Regions from separate parts of the Mus musculus genome. Here regions 1, 2 and 3 are each linked to region 4. Evidence: chromatin loops called from intact Hi-C (ENCODE). Cell type or tissue: left cerebral cortex. All regions are shown on one strand. Region 1 has its middle 120 kb from the start of Gm32622. Region 2 holds the start of Gm17751 (predicted gene, 17751). Region 3 overlaps Epha4 (Eph receptor A4). Region 4 holds the start of Epha4 (Eph receptor A4).

The links. Peaks named below come from ENCODE experiments on the same cell type or tissue, not always from the same donor. Only the 100,000 strongest peaks of a DNase experiment are listed, where the experiment ranks them.
Region 1: it touches region 4 in a loop (4-fold over the local background); 4 of 42 quality-filtered maps call a loop at or near these places.
Region 2: a loop joins it to region 4, with 6 times the contacts of the local background. A loop is called at or near these places in 4 of 42 quality-filtered maps.
Region 3: it touches region 4 in a loop (3-fold over the local background); 6 of 42 quality-filtered maps call a loop at or near these places.

The regions. Positions count from the first base shown.
Region 1 is chr1:75,810,813-75,813,312 of GRCm38, reverse strand. No RefSeq gene overlaps it. Among named protein-coding and RNA genes, the nearest start is that of Gm32622, 120 kb to the left of the region's middle. In left cerebral cortex, a CTCF peak has its summit at 973; a DNase peak (open chromatin) is centred at 964.
Region 2 is chr1:76,488,124-76,490,623 of GRCm38, reverse strand. Gm17751 (predicted gene, 17751) reads right to left here and starts at 1,491. Exons shown (of 5, transcript NR_038013.1): 1 at 1,410-1,491. In left cerebral cortex, no CTCF peak of the experiment used is centred here; DNase peaks (open chromatin) are centred at 75, 868 and 1,361; H3K27ac peaks cover 1,812 bases.
Region 3 is chr1:77,411,116-77,413,615 of GRCm38, reverse strand. The region is part of intron 5 of Epha4 (Eph receptor A4); the gene reads left to right. Among named protein-coding and RNA genes, the nearest start is that of Mir6352, 84 kb to the left of the region's middle. In left cerebral cortex, a CTCF peak has its summit at 1,189; DNase peaks (open chromatin) are centred at 1,114 and 2,209; H3K27ac peaks cover 670 bases.
Region 4 is chr1:77,512,689-77,515,188 of GRCm38, reverse strand. Epha4 (Eph receptor A4) reads left to right here and starts at 101. Exons shown (of 18, transcript NM_007936.3): 1 at 101-248. The coding sequence starts at 158. In left cerebral cortex, CTCF peaks have their summits at 757 and 1,535; DNase peaks (open chromatin) are centred at 55, 681, 1,481 and 2,278; H3K4me3 peaks cover 2,500 bases; H3K27ac peaks cover 2,252 bases.

The sequences.
Region 1 (2,500 bases), 1.7 Mb after region 4:
GTTCTTATTTTTATTTTTGGTGCCAATTAGATGAGTTTTCCATCAGCATGCTCCCCCCCTTTCAGATGATCCATTTTATTCTTCTCTCTCCTTTATGTTGGGATTTGTTCCTTTGTTCTCCTTGTCTTTTACAATAACCACAACCTTATGAGATCCACTGATCATGACATTGGCTAACTGGGAATCTTGTATTGTCTCTGATAGATCTATTCACGGCCCCCTCTAGTCTTGTGATTCTGAATTCCTCTACAACCAGAGAAGAAAGTCTGGCTCCTGAGGGCCTGTGGGATCAGTCAGGGTAAGGTGGGAGCTACCAAGAAGCAGTACTGAGCAAAAACTTCAGGCTTTTGGTCCCATTCCCGAACAACTTGACTCAAAAAAAAAAAAAAAAAAAAAAAAAAACTTTTTTTTTCCCAGCCAAAGCCAGCTGCCCAAATGTCTTCCTGGACTTTCCAAAGATGACTCCTTTGGCTTCCAGTGAGTGCCAGCTGCCTCTCAAGATCAAGCTCTCATTTATAAAAGAAAAAAGATCAAATCAAACAAAGCGAACACTGTCAGTCAATCAGAGCTGAACAAATGCACCCACTTAGCTCCCAGCTCAAATTGGACCTCCAGATTTGCGCTATTGAAAAGGAAATTGGCCTCACTTGCTTCAAAACAGCCCCAAAGTGGGGAAATTAATACAGAAGACGCCAAGTCATAATGAAATCTGGCAATGGTAGTGGGTTGTGTGGTATCATCCAATTACAGCAAACATAGACACTGCCCAGAAGGGAGAAGCCAGTCTGGACAACAGGCAAAATTAGGACCCTACACAGTAATTACTAACCAAGAGAGAAAATGTGTAAGGATGGTACAAAAATCACAGCTTGATGAATGCAAACACCCCAGCAAACACACAGAATCTCTACTCTACCTAACTTCAAAATAAATGGTCTCAACACATACCGGCCCATGAGCTCCTCCTGCTGACGAAAGCCCTTTAAAGCCAGATGTGGCTTGGGTGTTACCTCTTCTATTGCCCAGCATGGCCCCTCTGTAAACCCATAGTGCCTACGAATGGATGCAGGTCTGGAAGAAACCTTCCCCTATCCCTAACCTGGTGTATTTTCCCTCTCCTGCTGGTAGACTATACAGAACTAGTTCTCAAGGGCTAAGCCAAGATTAACCCTCAGTAGATGGAGGTCTTCTGGAGAGCCAAGATGATAGATACCAAGAGCCCAGGGTGAGAAAGTACTGGAGAATGGAATAGGAAAATGGAGAAGGAAAGCAGTAGAGAAGATTCCAGCTGCTCATCCAGTGTCCAGTCACATGAACTGAGCAAGCAAGGAGAAGGTAAAACAGTATCTGCTGTGCTCTGGACTCTGCCTGAGTGCTTACTCGGGTAAGGTTGCTTTAGGGAGCCCTCAGATCTCTTCCACACCTAGGGGAACATCAACAGAGAGCTGCTGCTGGCTGAGGTGGCTTCCACCTGATCTTTCAGTTCAGAGTTGCATCCAGGAGTCAGTCATTCATCTGTGAGATTGAGGGTCTCAGTTCCTGAACTTGGTAATTGGCAAGAACTAATATCTCACTGAGGCATAAAAAAAAAGGGGGGGGGACAAGAGGATGATCCATTTTCTTAAAAAAGATTAGTAGGTTATAAATACAGCCACTGTTTGATACAAAAACAAAAACAAAACAAAACACCTGGGAAAGCCCAGGTTGTAAGGACTCTACAGATCAAAATTGCATCCTATAGCCTTTGAGGGTTGTGTGTTTGAAGTAAGACTTACTATTTTGGGGACTCCATCCCTGGGGAGATATAAACATCTATGCCCTCCTCATAAGATCATATCTTGAAACCCTAGCCCCCAAGGTTCATCCTAGGAAATCAGTGAATTCACTGGCTTACTTAGAGAGTATGAGTGAGAAAGAGTTAGGGCAGGAGTGTGGGTGATCCATAGGCAGCCATGCTAGAATGCCTTCACTCAGAAGAGATGGTGGATTTCCTATAGCCAGAGAGATGAGCCCTTTCTGTTAATCTTTCCCCAGCCCATACACCCTAGCACATCCAGAGCTGTGTGCATACAAACACCTTGGACCTGATCCTGGCTAGAATCTTGGGTGACACTGTCTACACTAACCTTCTGTGAGGGGAGGTGAATGGCCAACAGGCTAATCATGATGGTCTCTCGTAAGCAGCATGGGTGATAGTGAAGAGATCTGATGGAGACTGTTTTGCTTGGAGCAGGGCACTCCTGGCATTGCATTTAGGAAACTCAAGCTGATTACCAAAGATATTCAGGGAAGAAACTGTATGACTAGTCTCTGTGGCATGGATCCTGTCCGTGACAAATATGATCAGAACACAGCAGAGCACAATTAAAGCTCATGTTGATGTCAAGACTACCTATGGTTGTTTGCTATAACTGTTCCATGTTAGGTTCATTACAAAACTCAAGATACTGAAACTATGGTAAGATACTGAAAGACTTCCTGTGCTCAGGACCATTAAGGT
Region 2 (2,500 bases), 1.0 Mb after region 4:
GTACAATGTTAGCCAAGCAGATTCCCCAAACTTCCAGTGAGGATCCCTGGAATGGATGGTGCCTTCCATGTTCTTTCTTTAAAAGTAAAGAATGAAGGGCTCACATAAAAAGGGAAGCAGATAAGAAGCTAGTGGAATCCTAGGGAACAATCGTGGAGTAAGTGATCAGGAGACTAAATGCAGAGATCAAGATAGACGTGCTTGGATCTCTAACCAAATTTAAAGTCCTTTTTGCTGCAACCCTGCACGTGTCCAAATACATCACGGTTCACTTGGTCTACTCTGGGCTCCCCTTTTCTCCCCCTTCCTGGCCGTAATAAGCATGCTTGATTGTCAGGGCCTGCTGTTCTTAGGGCCAAATCAAAACTGCGATATTAACTGCTTTCAAAGATGCAGCTACCAAAGCAATAGACGAATGGAAATAAATCAATTCTGCATGCTTAAGTCCGGCTCCCTTTCCTGCAAGCCTAGTGATAGAGAGCCATCGCTCCCTACCCCCACCCCCATGATGCCTTATCATTTCGAGGTATGAAAAATAGATTGTGTCACAGTAATGAGGCACAGGAAACGGGAGCTTGCTATAAGCTGATTATACTTTGGATTGAAGGACTGGTTCTCATTAGCCATTTTAGATTGGACAGCATCCTTGAGCTGTAGTAATTACTGAAAGTAATTTTTGGAAGGGAGGGTGGGACAAGGAGAGACACAAACAGTTGCTCTGGACTGAGAAGAGGGGTGGAGAAAGAAAGACTTTCAGCCTGCCAAGTTATCACCCCAAACACTAGAGGCAGCTGTGCCTGGCTACTTCATGGTTAGGCAAGCCAGCAAGAAGAGGAGAGAGTGTTTTGCATGGAGAAATGAATACAGCACGAGAGGCCTATTTAAAGTTCAAGTGCTAGGGTGACTCCCTGGAGTTATGCCATCAACACACAGAAGCTCAGCTCCCATCCAATAATAAATTCAATGAAGGCAGGTTTCACTGCTAGTTATAGAAGCAAGCTTTAAAATGACAATCAAAGCAAAGTGACCTATTTTCTTGCTTTATTGAGTGGATGTGCAAGCTTGATCATTCCCACACACAATAGGATACATGTGTCACTTCTGTGACCCAGAGGTGCTCTGAGCAAACCTCTTGATGCACTGGGTCAGTGCAACAAGCCTCAGGAATGGATGGGTGCTGCTTGGGTTAGGAAGTGATGCAAGTGGGAATTAGAGAAATTGGGTTTCTCCCCTTGGAGGGGGCCCTAACTGTATACCTAGATATGCTGAACAAACTGTCTTTGTGGTTTGAAGGTATAATGTCTCCCATAGATAGATTAATGTGTTTGACCATTTGGTTCCCAGCTGAGGAGGTAGGATTTGGGAAGGTTCAGAAAAAGGAGCCTTAATGGAAAGAGTGGATTACTTACTTGAGGTCTCACAGCCTAGCAACCTGGAGGCAGGAGCTGTTGCAGTGGCCACAGGAGGATGCTGCTTACTAGCGTGCTCCTCCTGGCTGGCTCGGCCTGCTTTCTTATAGAACCCAGGACTATCAGCCCAGCGATGACATCACCCACAATGGGGCTGGAGCTTCCTCTGTCAATCACTAATTAGGAAAATGCCTTGCAGCTATATTTTATGGAGGCATTTTCTCAGTGGAGGTTCCCTCCATTTAGATAACTCTAGATTGTGTCAAGTTGGCATAAGACTAGCCAGCACAGTAGTCCTAAGGACATACTGTTTCTTAAATGGTCCTTGATTTTCCCTAATGTAAAGTGGACCACATGGAGTGGACTAAAGCCAGGTCCTTTCTTATATCTAAGGATTTATTTATTTATTTATTTATTTATTTATCTATTTTTCTTTAACAACTCTATCATTCTTTTAAAATGGTATGTGGATAGAAGTGATAATATACTACTGTCTTAGAAGAATGTGCTGAGATTTTTCAAAGGAGCCCTTTGTGGTGAGGAAGAAGTCCAGGAACTGATGAACACTAAGATTCCTTCTAGTGTAGAAGACAATTCTATACTGACTTGTAGTTCCCCACCCACAATGGGCTGGGCCCTCCCCGACTAATCACTAATTAAGAATATCCTACAGGCTTGTCTGATCTTCTGGAGACATTTTCTCTTTTTTATTTCTTTATTTTTATTACTTAAAACAATTTTTATATTTAAATATATTTTGACCATAGTCTTCCCCTCCCTCGAGTCCTTCCAGATCATTTCCCCTTCCAGCCCCACCCAACTTCTTTCTCAATGAACAAACAAAAAAATCCAATACAATAACAAAATACCCCCAACCAAAGAACCATATCCCCAAAACTCAAAGAAACAAACAAACAACAGCCAAACAGTTGATGGAAGCTTGGAGACACTTATGGAAGAGTTGGGGGAAGGATTGAGGACCCGGAAGAGGATAGGAACTCTACAGGAAGTCCAACAGAGTCAACTAACCTGGACCCTTGGAACTCTCAGAGACTGAGAGTAACCAAAGAGCATACATGGCTGGACCTAGC
Region 3 (2,500 bases), 100 kb after region 4:
AGCTGACCCCTTTTCCTCCTTCTTTCCCTTCCTCCTTCCACTGCTTCTTCTTTTACTTCACAGATGATTCCAGTATCCCTATAGCACTTGGCAAAGTCACAACTGTCCTGAATTAATCACCACACCTTAAACAATTCTCAATAACAATAGTCACAGATCTATTTGTTAAAACCAACAGGCTCCTTTAGCAAATGTTAAACGCCTTAACCTCTACAGAACAGCGTTTATAGACGTAAGACAGTAGAAGTAGCTAATAGAGAGGAAGGAGCAGGACTCTCCTTTGGTCAGTTTCTGGAGAAGGCTTTCCAAGTCTCCCCATGTGTAAATGTGGAAATTTGAATGTGGGAAGCAGGAGGCCAGAGCCAAACTCTACTGGGTGCATCTATCTCTCATGCTGGCATTTAGAAGCTTGGTGATTAAAACATGTTTAATTGAGGACCGTTCTAGATGCTCTGGCCGTCAGAAAGCTAAATGTTGTAGCATTGTCAGGACGATTAGCAGCTGTCTGGGAAACAAAGCAGCCCATGGCTCAGCCCGTTCATTTTGCAGCCTTGGGAGGCACAGAGCTCTCCAGCAGGGCTGACAGTGAAGGAGTAAAGCCCTGGTGGGTAGCAGTTAATCCTTCCCTCTCTTGGCCGCTCTGTCCAAGAGGCTTCCCTTACATATTCCAAATAAATTCTGGAGGGCCCTGTGGGTCATGGAGGAGCTGGCTTTGACAAAGGGTTCTCTATCCAAGTCACACAGACAGACTAGCTGAGATACTCAATAAATAATAACTCTTCAATTTAGGTGAGCTTGACATCATCACTCTTCTCACTAGAAGCATCTAAGGTGGAAAAAAAAATTACGCTTTTTTTGCAGTTACCAGATTTAACTACCTACGTCCTTATCTTAATACAGTTGTCTTGCTCAGGCAAATTCTTATAAAAAGACCACCGAGAAGGAAGGCTTGTTTTCCTGTTGCCTCAAACTGCCATTCTGACTTAGCAGGAAGTACATTCGTGGAGTCCTGTGGTGTTTCTGTTGGCAAGTGTTGGGCTACACTTGTCAGAATGCGCCAACGAACCTCTTGAGAAACACGCAGTGAAACAAACAGCTGAGAAGATACTCAGTGCAGGGGCACCAGAGCCAGGAAAGGAGCACGTGACTGCTTATGGAGTCCCGGGTGTGATGCTGGGACCGGCCCTGTGGTGGCACATGAAGTAGTGTCTGTTAGAAGGGAAAATGATAATGCAACCGTTGTCTGCGCCAAGCGCAGGGATCCCGGTGCTTCGATTGCATTGTTGTTTTTGAAGTCACTGTGGCTCTATTCTACAGAAGTTTCCCCCTTTCTAGACTTGTTTCGGTTTTTTCTGAGCAGGAAGGCTTATCAGGGATTTTGGATCAGTCTTTCTAATGATAAGTGCAATAATTCACTACCTGTACACTCCAATAACCCTAATATTTGTTTTATGATCTTGTCATGAAAAATGTTTACATAACACAGAAAAGTGGGCAATATATTCTTAATTTGTCACCATTGGCCTCATCTCATAGCAGACACCTGTTTGATGGTCACATCATGAAGCACAGTACCACAGAATACTGTGAATCTTCCAAAAGCTTCTCGTGAGCCTCTTACCCCTCCTCCAACTCCAAATACTATTAGTTGTGTGTTATCTTTATCTCCACTCTTCAAGTTAGTTAGCTCAATGTGAGGGGATTCAAAACTAGATGGTGTGTGATATGTGTGCTAGCAGAGGCCATGTGTACTGACTTGGGAAATTCGGGAAACCACCACAACTCCATGTTAGTTGCTGCTATTTCTGTGGAAAGGAAAGTTAGCTTAAGTATACAATTTCTCACTCAAGGGTATGGTAGGTAGCACATGTCTTTAATCCCAGAACTGTGGCGGCAGAGGCTGGTGGATCTCTGAATTTGAGGCCAGATTGGTCTACAGAGTGAGTCTCAGAATAACCAGGGCTACCTTCAAGACCAGAAACCCACCTATGTTAGCTTGGCCTTAGTAATAAAATTTCTATAATATTCCCAAATTGGCACCACTGTTGGGGAGCAAATGTTCCCATGAGCCCATGGGGGTACCATTTCCTATTCAAATCCTAACAGAAAGAAAGGAGATGCACAGCTTTCTGTAGACCAGTGGGTGAGGATGTGGGTGCTAGCATATGGCTATGAAATTCACCAGTTACGGAATTATCTTAAGGAAGCTCCACTACTTTGTCCTATATTCTCCTCAAGGTGGGATAATAATAGTGCCAGTTTCAGGAAGTTGGTGGGAATTAATTTGTACAAGAGATTTTGAATAAAGCTTGGTATATCACTGCTGCCTAACGTGGGTTCATTGCGTGTGTGTCACTATTGACATGTGGCGTGGAGAAAGAATCCTTTGAGTCAGGGGAACTTCCATTTTTAACTCTTACAGCTTTGATTAAATTATTTAATTTCTTTATGCTGGAGTTCCTGGATTTGAAACGTGAGTGATAATTATAGCTACTGCAAA
Region 4 (2,500 bases):
TTCTGCACTGCTATTGGTCACGAGCTCTGGACTGGCGGGTGTACGTCACGGGCCGGTCCCACCCTCTTGGCAATGTCTTCAGACTGCTGCACTCCTAACTTAAGCATTTATTCCACTGGGATAGAAGCGGCAGGAGCAGCGTTGGCACCGGCGAACCATGGCTGGGATTTTCTATTTCATCCTCTTTTCGTTTCTCTTTGGAATTTGCGACGCTGTCACCGGTTCTAGGGTATACCCCGCGAATGAAGGTAAGAGCCCGGCAGCCCTTATGCGGTCCGGGACCCGGAGGGGGTGATTCACTGATGAATGGTCTTCTGGAGCTCAGAACCAGTTAGGGTGGGGGGCGGGGGGTGGAGAGCGCGGCATGAGCCTCGCGTTCCCACTCCGGAGAAGAGTGCCGAACAGAGGGGATCCTCTTAAGTGGGGACTGAGGAGGATCAGGCTGTCTGAACTGAGAAGGGTGACCGATGCAAGCTGCCACTCTGCCCAAGTTTGTAGCGAAAGGCCAAAGTTTATCAGCATCCGCCTGCAGGGCCGGCTCAAGGCGCCCCGAGGGGATACACCGGGATTTGAAAACAAAACAAAAAAACGTGTGAGCAAAGTCCTCTACATCAGCAGCACAGGCGAGAAGGGAAACCCAAACGTAGAGCGCAGAGCGCCCGGCCTCTTGTCCAAGCCTTGCGAGCCCGGGTTTTTGCAAAGTTTTCCCAGCGCAGCGCTTCCCGGGACCCGGCTGCTTGGTCTCCGGAGCGCGCAGCGGTGGTGGCGCCGCTTGTCGGGCGCCGGTGACCTGATTTCTAGCACCGGGCCTCAGACACCTTTTTCTCCATCGGGCCGCGCACCCTGGAGGTTGCAATCTCAGGCCTACCTCTCCCCTACCCCAGATCCTTAGCTCATCCAGCAAAACTAGGGGACCAGTCAGCGAATTAAACATACCCCACTGTAAGCTTCTCTCTCCAGTATGGGGTACTGGACTAGTCTAGAAGGACAGGCATGACCGACGGGACCCATTCGTGTGCCGTTTTCTGTTTGTCTATTGCGACGTTCTGGAAGGATTGTTTGTCTGTTTTTCTGTCCGAGGTGAGGGGAGAGGTGGTGACCATTTAGTTTGTGATGGGCCTAGGGGGAAAGGAACACTCTCTGTGTCTATTTCTGTCCTTATGTGTCCCTGTCTCTCTATCTCTGTCTGTCTCTCTCCCCCTCCTCTCGTGTGTGTGTGTGTGTGTGTGTGTGTGTGTGTGTGTGTGTGTGTGTGTGTGTGTTTGAGGGCAAATGTGTGCCTGGCGCGGGTGTCTGCAGGAACCTGGACGTTTTGTGCCGGGTAAGCGAGTGCGCACAGTGTGTGAACGTGGGCTCCGGCCTGTGTTCGTGTTCCAACCTGCGCGCATTAGCTGTGCATCTGTCTCATCGATTCTTCCCACTCCGTACATCCATCTATCTATCCATCCAGCCAGCCAGCCTCCGTCTCCCCAGGCATCAGTCCATCTAGCTATTCCTGTGCAATCCACTATCATTTTTTCTGTTCCGAAGGAGGGAGCCAAAAACCAACTTAGGCTTGGCTAGACAGAGGGTACCCGGAGCTCTCCAGGCAGAGGTTTGGACCTTGTCGTACACCTGCCCACAGGCAGTGCCGGGGCGGAGGAGGGGACAGTGGGGGTAGAAGAGTGGTCTCTCCCCTACTCCGTCACATTCCAGGGGTTGTGGCTTCGATTTAGCACCTCGGCAGTTCCCGGGGCTTTTCCTCTGAGCGGAACCGCGTACCTCGCATTCTCCTGGCTATGGCTACTTACTTTACACACTTGTTAAGTGTCCCCAGAGACCTCTCTCGCCCCAGACCTAGAGGTAGTTAGAGTTAGGATTCTTTTTTTTTTTTTTTCTTTACCTTTAATTTCCCCTCTTTTTTTCTTTGGGAAGCAAGACTGGGCGCCCTAGACCAAAAAAAAAAAAAAAAAAAAAGGCGCTCGATGGAACCGTAGGCTAATGTTGAAAGCGGGGGGGGGGCGCGGGGGGGGCGCTGCACCCCCTTGCCCCTCCTTCCCTTAAAAATTAATTCATTTTGTTGCTTTTTATTCCTGTCACGTTTCCTTTTCTCCCTTTTACCCTCCCTTTCTACTCCCTCCCTTTTTTTGTAAATTGGGTCTTATTGTTCCCTTTGTGTCCCTAATCCACCTTACATAAATCCAAGTGGATGTAGCGGGCTTTTCTCTGGGGTCCGGGAGGAGAAGGGAGCACAGCTCCAGGCGGGAACGACCCGGGCAAGGCTCTACATTTTAGAATAATTAATAGACCCCAGGAATAAGGATCTTTCGGAGAGCTAGGGCAAAGGGGTTGGTTTTTAGCTTCCTGGATTTGAGGGATAGAATGAGAGGAGGTGGGCAGAATTCCAGGTCCTGGGGGTGAGACAGAGAGTTGGGGTACTCGGGCCGCCAGGACAGGGGCCTCCCATTCCCACCCCTCCCCCAGCCTGAAGAGCCAGCCTCCCTGATCAAATTAATAACCC